2 separate regions of the Homo sapiens genome follow, and region 2 is linked to region 1. The links are chromatin contacts, found by Hi-C in ENCODE. All regions are on one chromosome and are shown on one strand. The core of a region is the stretch at or near the end of the contact, and the rest is flanking DNA. Distances in the headings are between cores, read along the strand shown.

Region 1 (4,219 bases), core at 550-3,049:
ATCTTACAACATACATGACAGGAAAGGGTTAATATTCTTAATCTATAAAGTACTCTTACAAGTCCATATTGCCCAATAAATAAATAAGCAGTGGATATGAACAGGCTGTTCATATAGAAAGAAATTCCAACAAACACATAAAAGATACCTTTCTTTGCTTAGGAGAAATGCAATCGCAAGTTCAAAGTGAACCTGTACAAGGATATTTTCCACAGTGGTGTTTGTGGAAGTGGGGAGCTGGAGGTAACTTAAGTTTGTAATTATTTCTTCTCCTTACCCCTCTTCAATTACCCAACCAGTATCTTCTATGCTTAGTTAGTTTTCAATAGATAAATGAGTAAATGATCATAAACTTGGGCTATTGAGTTTTCTTGATCTGGTTCCTGCTGCTCTACTTTAGTTCAAATTGTTCTCTGCAAAGTTTTCTGTGTACACTCTGCTCCCTCTCACTTCTGTCTTTATTCATGCTGTTTCCTATCCCTGGGCGTTTCCTGTCTTTGCTTAGGCAGTCATACTCATCCGGTCTCATCTTCTCCAGTTAACCTTTCCTCCTCTGTGTTCATACATATAATTACAAATAATACATGCTACAATAGAAAAGCAAAGGGTTCTGAGTGAAAGTAAACATATTCATTGATTATTCAATGAATTCATTGATTGAAATTAAGCATGTTCATTTTGTGCCAAGTGTTACAGTAGGGAGTGGGCATACAAATATGAGCAAGACACACTTTCGTAATTGCTGATTATCTATTTCCCTCAACTATGTTAGCACAGAAGTTCCAAGAATGAAGGGGCTTTGTCTGTTTAGATTACATGGCATCCCCTTGTGTGAGTCTCCTCACACTGTTTTCCCAGGAACAAGCCCAGAGTCTGGCACATAGTAGATGATCACTGAATGTGTGCTGGTTGCAAGAAGGAATCAATCGTATCTATTTCATGTTAGAACATATGTTAGCATATATATGTGCACACACACAGATGTGGAAATAAAACATAATACACATGTATTTATGTATTTAAATCTCTGTCAGTTATGTTAGGATGACCTGGGAACGTTTTTGAAAGTATGTAACATAGGGACTGAGATTGATGAATTACAGATACAGAGATCAATTCCAGCTAGTTTGTTAGCCACCAAAGGGCAGGTTGGTGGAGTTGTGGTGCAAGCAATATGTGTTATTGACCGGCCTTCCCTGCCAGGGCGCTTCTTTCCTTGCACTAAACTCCGGGTTAGCCGAAGGTGGGCTTCGGCAGAATCCTCAAGACCCTTGGTGTTGCCCTCCTGGACCGCACCTAGAACCAGGAAGTCCTCTCTCCCCAGAGGCGGTGCAAACCCCGAAGACCCTCCCACTGCTTGCGGGCCCGGACTGCGCTCCCACCTGAACCTCTCTTGACCCGCGGTATCCCAGATCTGGAGCTTGATGCGTTTTCCTGGCTCGATCTCCACCAAGCGGGAGAAAAAATCCACCCCCACGGTGGGGTCAGAAACCTGGGCAAAGCGACCCTCGGTGAAGCGGCGGATCAGGCAGGACTTGCCCACTGTGGAATCCCCGATGACAATGAGCCGGAACTGGTACAGCCAGATGGCCTCCATGGCCGCGGCTCTGCAGGTCTCCTTGGCCCGGACCGGGGACGGCGGGAGGGGGCGCCCCGCCGACGCCTCAGAGAGCGCGGCTCGGCAGGATCTAGCTCAGCCGCGAGCGCATCGCTGGCCTGGGAGCCCGAAGCTGGGTAGGCCCAGGCGCCGGGAGAGCGGAGGGATGGATGCTGCGCTCGCAAAGGTGATGAAATGGCAGCAGCATCAGCACCACGCACTCTGACTCATCACTGACAACCGGGTTACTGTAATCCCCCGCGTAGACGCGACGCCTGGGCCGCCGCACTATCTGTAAGAGGAGCGCACACAAAATGGCTGCAACATTAGCGCGATCCCTCCCTTTCTAACTACCCCACCCACCCTCTGTTCATTAAAACTGTTCTCTGTCGTTCAAACTGCCAATGTCATACCTTTTCATTGAAACTAGCAAAGCAATACAAAACTGCACAAAAAAGGGAAGGCACATAATTATATATTAGTCTACAAGTGTTTCCATGCTCACATAAACACACAAATATTATATGTGTTTGTATTCCTATATGCATTTATTGCTGTTTGTTTTTACAAAAATTAAACTGGGGCCTTACTTTCAATTAATAATTGCTTTTTGCAATTAATAAAGCAACATAAATATCTTTCCATTTCCACCTAATTTCCCTTTTGTCATAACTTATTTTAAAGTGTAGCCACAAGTATTTTATTTCTGTGAGCTACAGTCTTAAAAAAGGGGCCATGAATTCAAAGAGTATAAGTATTTTAAATTTAACGGACATGGGCATTCTACTTTCCAAAACTATTTAACAGTTTAAATTCTACCCAGCAATGTGTGAAAAGACCATCGCTCTGCATTATTTCAAGCATCATATGTATGTTTTATTCTTTCTTAATTCTTCTCAATAGAATTTAGTTAAATAAAAATATGTCTCATTGCTTTATTTTTACATTTCTCTGACTACTGATGAGGTCAATACCAAGTCTTGTGTATTGACCATTTCATTTCCTCTTCTGGGAATTGTCTCTTCATATCCTTTGTATTTTTTATGTGTAATTTTATTTTATTTTTTTTTTGAGACAGAGTCTCTCTCTGTCGCCCAGGCTGGAGTGCAGTGGCGCGATCTCGGCCCACTGCAACCTCTACCTCCCGGGTTCATGCCATTCTCCTGCCTCAGCCTCCCGAGTAGGTGGGACTACAGGTGCCCGCCACCACGCCCGGCTAATTTTTTGTATTTTTAGTAGAGATAAGGTTACACTGTATTAGCCAGGATGGTCTCGATCTCCTGACCTTGTGATCTGCCCGCCTCGGCCTCCCAAAGTGCTGGGATTACAGGCGTGAGCCACCGCGCCCGGCCTTCTATGTGTAATCTTTTATCGTTGCCTTACTCTTTAAAAAAAATCAGCTTCATTAACATGAAAATTCACATACTGTACAATTCACCCATTTAAAGTGAACAATTCTTAGCATAGGTTTTTAATATACTCACAGATATATACAACTATCACCACAGTTAATTTTATAACATTTTTATCACTTCAAAAAGTAACCCAGAGGGGTGGGGGGAGGGGGGAGGGATAGCATTAGGAGGGATTACATTTACCTAATGTAAATGTAAATGACGAGTTAATGGGTGCAGCACACCAACATGGCACACGTATACATATGTAACAAACCTGCACGTTCTGCACAGGTACCCTAGAACTAAAAGTATAATAAAATATGTATATATATTTTTTAAAAAAAGGAACCCAGAACCTTTTAGCTATCATCTCTCTATCCCATGTTCCTCCAGCCTTTGGCAACCATTAATGTACTTTCTGTCTCTATAAATTTCCCTATTCTGAACATTTCATATACATGAAATCATATAATATGTGCATTTTTGTGACTGGCTGCTTTCACTTAGCATAATGTTTTCAAGGTTCATTCACACTGTAGCAAGTATCAGTACTTCATTCCTTTTTGTGGCTGAATACTATTCCATCATATGGATAGACCATATCTTGTTTATCCATTCATTCATTGAGGGACATTTGGGTTGTTCCCACCTTTTGGCTATTCTAAATAATCCTACCATCGAATATTCATGTGCCAGGTTTTTTTTTTTAATATCTGTTTTCAGTTTTTTGGGATTTATACCTAAGAACGGAATTCCTCAGTCCTGTGGCAACTCTATGTTTAACCCTTTGATGAAATGCCTGACTTTTTCACAGTGGCTGTACCATATTACATCCCACTGGCAGCCTATGGGGTTCCAATTTCTCCACATTCTCTCTAACATGGATGTGAAGTGGTACTTTATTCTAGTTTGATTTGCATTTCCCTAACGACTGATGACTTCAAGCATATTTTTACATTCTTATTGGCCATTTGTGTATCTTCCTTGGAAAAATATTGACTTAGATCTTTTGCCCATTTTTAAACTGGATTACTAGTCTTTGTATTATTGAGTTATAAGAGTTCTTTATATATGCTAGACACAAGTCCTTTATCACATATATGATTTGCAAATATTTTCTCCAATTCAGTGTGTTCTTTTTTTTCACTTTCTTGAGGGTGTCCTTTGAAAAACAAAGTTAGATTTTTAAGAAGTACAATTTATCGAGTTTCTATTTTGTTGCTCA
Region 2 (4,219 bases), core at 862-3,361, 280 kb before region 1:
CTTAGGGTGTGGTTATTAGTGGAGGCTGTGGTGAAGTTTTTCTGAGAAGTGGGATGCCAGGTAGGCCTGTCTTCAGGCCCCAATGGTGGCAGCAGTGGGCTGAGTGTGCTTGTCTTTGGTGTACCATGGTGGCATATGATTGCACTGGTTTTAGGTCCAGGCAGGTTGATTTGTGGGCCTCCAAGTGGTTTACTTGGGTGCCAGAAGTGGTATTGATGGATCACATGGGTGGGTGGGTTCTCAAGTTCCTGGGCAGCAAAGTGGCATGGTTGATGGCAATCATAGCAATGAAACAACCTGAATCTCAAGTGGTCTGTGCTGGCGTTGGTTGTGGCTGCTATGGATCGCATGGCCAGTCTCCAGACCCTCAAGTGGTGCATGCAGTGAGTGCTAACTGTGGCAGTAGTGGCAGGTTGAGTGGGCCTGACCTCAGACCCCAGGAGGTGCTCAGGTGCCACCAGTGGTGGACAGGGCTAAGTGATCCCTAGGCCCCTGGATGATATGCTTGGGTACTGGGGGCAGGTAGAGCTGGGCTACGTGAACCTGCCCTCAGGCTCCTTGGTGGTGTGTGAGGTGCTGGTTGTGCTATGCAGGGGTGGGGTGATACCGAGGTCACTAGCAAAATGCTCAGGTTGGGGTGCAGCAGTAGCTGTGCTATAGCCCTGCTCTTGGTGAAGGTGGGGTTGCTTTCTCAGGGAGTAGCTGTAGGCAGGTAGCTTGGGAGCACAAGGTTCACTAGTGTTTTGGCCCCACAGCAGCCTGCAGCAGCAGTGGTTGTAGGTAGTGGAATTTGTTCTTGGAATATGTGAAAATGCATGGGCACTCCTCTGCTGGGTGGGGCAGGATCACTGCTCAGGGCTCCTGCCTAAGTCACGGCCATCATAGCAGGGCAGGATGTGTGGGCTGTGTTCTCAAAATGGTGCTGTGCTGCAGCTGCTTGGGAGAATTGCAGAATCCAGCGTGAGCTCTCTGTTGCAATGCCTTCACACGGTCTTTAGGCAACTCCCTATGCTAGTCTCTGTGCTGTCAAGGAATAAGGCGCTCTCCTGTGGCTAGGATTGCAAGAGTCCTTGGTGAAAATGAGGAACACTAAGGGTCTCTTACCTTTTCCCCACATTAGGAAGCTGTTCCAGACTCCCAGCCAATCCCAGGCAAACAGGCCTTATTTCTCTCTCCTCCCTTGCTTTCAATGCTTCCTGTCACTGCTCTGTTGAATTCCAGTGTTCTCTCTTAGATGACCTATTCAAAGTATAATTATCTACTTGCTACTTTGGTTCCTCTCCATGGAAGGGATGAACACTAGATGCATCTAGTCAACCATCCTGAAGCCCCTCCTGATTGTATTTTTGGATAACCTGTCTTTGAGCTTGCTGATCCTTTCTTCTGCCTGATCAATTCTGTTGCTGATGTCTTGTATTGCATGTGTCATTTTTTATTATACTTTTCAGTTCCAGGATTTCTGACTTTTTTTATTCCTTCAATTTCTCTGTTAAATTTCTTTGATAAACTTCTGAATTGTTTCTCTGTGTTTTATAAAAGTTTGTTGAGTTTTCTTAAAATAGCTATTTTGAATTCTTTGTCTACCAGATCATTCACCTGCATGTCTTTAGGATTAGTCACTGGCACGATTTTTTGTTCATTTGTTGAGGCTGTCTTTCTTAGGCTATTCTTATTCTTTGCAGATGTGCATCCCTGTCTACACATTGAAGAATTAGGTATTTATTCTCATGTTCACAGTCTGGGTTTGTTTGTGACTGCTCTATTTCAGTGAGCTCGTTTAGAAATTGAGTGGGGCTGAGTGTGGTGGCTCATACTTGTAACCTAGCACTTTAGGAGGCTGAGGCTGGAGGATTGCTTTAGGTCAGGAGTTCGAGACCCAGCCTGAGCAACATAGCAATACCCCAATCTTCCCCACCCCACACACAAAACCCGAAAATTTAGCCAGGCATAGTGGCACACACCTGTAGTCCCACTCTGGAGGCTGAGGTGGGAAGACCGTGTGAGCCCAGCCAGGAGTTCAAGACTGCAGTAATCTATGATCGCACCACTGCACTCCAACCTAGGCAACAGAGACCATATCAAAAAGAAAGTGAAAGGACTGGCTGTTGTATTTCCTTTTAGCACGAGAGGGCGCCCTGAGCCCAGGTTAGACGCAAGTCTCATGCTGGCTCTGCTACTAATTAGTGGAGATCCACAGAGGGCACTCAGGCCATACGGGAGAGTTTTCCGGTGTAAAAACCGTGGGTCCATGGTGACTTTCCGCCTGTGGTACTGCAGTGGCTTGCGGGTGGGGTCTCAGTCATAAAGAACCAATCCCCTTTATGTGCAACTATGGTTTTACTCGTCTTTGCAGTCCAAAAGGGCTTCACAGTCTTGCTCATGGGTTCAGGTTTTCTTAACTCTTCTGAAGGTAATTTCACGCATCGAGTTGTTACCTTGATGTTTCTGTGAGGAGATTATTGCTGAAGAGTCCTATTCCACCACTTTGCTCCACTCAGCATGCACTACTTAATCACAAGCAGGAGATGAAGGCCCGGAAAGAAGACAATAGAAGCCCAAACCCCTCTCCTCAACCTTTATCTAGTAGACCACAGTGTCCTTATAATTCAGCAGTCAGCACCTTTTCTTATAAACGCCAGATGGAAGAGATGCATATATAAGGAAGGGTATGTGGGAAGGGGCATGGGGCCAGCCACTCTCCAGGAACCTCCATGCGTTCAGCTACTCAGAAGCTCCTGATGGGCAATTCTAATATGAATATTTATCTCTTTTAATTCTTATCATTTTTCTATCATTTCTTGATGTTAAAATCTGCTTTAAAACACACAGTTGACTCTTGAACAATACAGGTTTGAACTGCATGAGTCCACTTATATGCAGTTTTTTTTCAATAAATATAGTGAGATTTTTTTGGAAATTTATGACAATTTGAAAAAACTGTCAGATGGACCACATAGGGTAAAAATATCAAAAAAATTAAGAAAAAGGTATGTTATGAATGCAAAAAATATATGGAGATGGCCGGATGCAGTGGCTCACACTTATAATCCCAGCACTTTGGGAGGCCAAGGCGGGCAGATCACGAGGTCAGGAGTTCAAGACCGGCCTGGCAAACATGGTGAAACCCCATCTCTACTAAAACTACAAAAATTAGGTGGGCGTGGTGGCACATGCCTGTAATCCCAGCTACTTGGGAGGCTGGGGCAGGAGAATCGCTTGAACCCAAGAGGGGGAAGTTGCAGTGAGCTCAGATTGTGCCACTGCACTCCAGCCTGGGTGACAGAACAAGACTCCGTCTCAAAAAATATATATATATACTTTGGGAGGCCAAGGCGGGTGGATCACGAGGTCAGGAGATCGAGACCATCCTGGCTAACACAATGAAACCCCGTCTCTACTAAAAATACAAAAAATTAGCCAGTCGAGGTGGCGGGCGCCTGTAGTCCCAGCTACTCGGGAGGCTGAGGCAGGAGAATGGCGTGAACCCCGGGGGGCAGAGCCTGCAGTGAGCTGAGATTGCGCCACTGCACTCCAGCCTGGGCGACAGCAAGACTCCGTCTCAAAAAAAAAAAAAAAAAAAATATATATATATATGTATACACACTTATATATACATATACATGTTGATACTAGACTATTTTATCATTTATTACCATAAAATATACAAAAATCTATTATAAAAAGTTGAAATTTATAAAAACTTACATACTTACAACCATACATGGCACCATTCCCAGTTGGGACAAATGTAAACAAACGTAAAGATCCAGTATTAAATCGCAACTGCATAAAATTAACGGTAGTAGCCATCTCCTATTGTTATTGTGCTGAGCTCGAGTGCTGCAGGCATCCACTGAAAACTCTGCATGATGCTAATCATCTCTGCATAAGCATTTCATCTCTCCATAAACTTTGAAGGATACTTGGGACCCGTATAAAGTGCCACTAGTGATGCTGGAAGTACTCCCAAGAAGCAGAGAAAAGTATAAATAACATTTTCCTTTCTCTAGCTTACTTTATTGAAAATATACAGCATATAATACATACACAAAATATTTGTTGTTTATGTTATTGATAAGGCTTCTGATCAACAATAGGTCATTAGTACTTGAATTTGGAGGGAGTCAAAAGTTATACATGGATTTTTGACTGTGCAGGGGGTTAGTACCCCAACCCCCACATTGTTCAAGGGTCAACTATATTCTCAACCACATTTTGT

What was found. Hi-C counts contacts between places; a loop is a spot of excess contacts on that map. Pooled maps may share reads with other maps.
Region 2: a map of naive thymus-derived CD4-positive, alpha-beta T cell shows a loop between it and region 1 (19-fold over the local background). The contact joins the enhancer-like site here to the promoter of RAB39B in region 1. A Hi-C loop is called at or near these places in 1 of 168 maps with a recorded cell type or tissue (naive thymus-derived CD4-positive, alpha-beta T cell), 3 of 37 single-sample maps with no recorded cell type and 9 of 50 pooled maps.

The regions. Positions count from the first base shown.
Region 1 is chrX:155,262,692-155,266,910 of GRCh38, forward strand. RAB39B (RAB39B, member RAS oncogene family) reads right to left here and starts at 1,800. Exons shown (of 2, transcript NM_171998.4): 1 at 1,383-1,800. The coding sequence starts at 1,597. RefSeq lists silencers at 1,578-1,787, 1,798-1,847.
Region 2 is chrX:154,978,885-154,983,103 of GRCh38, forward strand. All of the region lies in intron 6 of F8 (coagulation factor VIII), which reads right to left. Among named protein-coding and RNA genes, the nearest start is that of F8, 42 kb to the right of the region's middle. RefSeq lists enhancers at 2,026-2,075, 2,176-2,225. Within about 2 kb of position 2,112, at least 4 of the 41 ENCODE cell types and tissues checked have a DNase peak (open chromatin) inside an H3K27ac peak, as active enhancers do.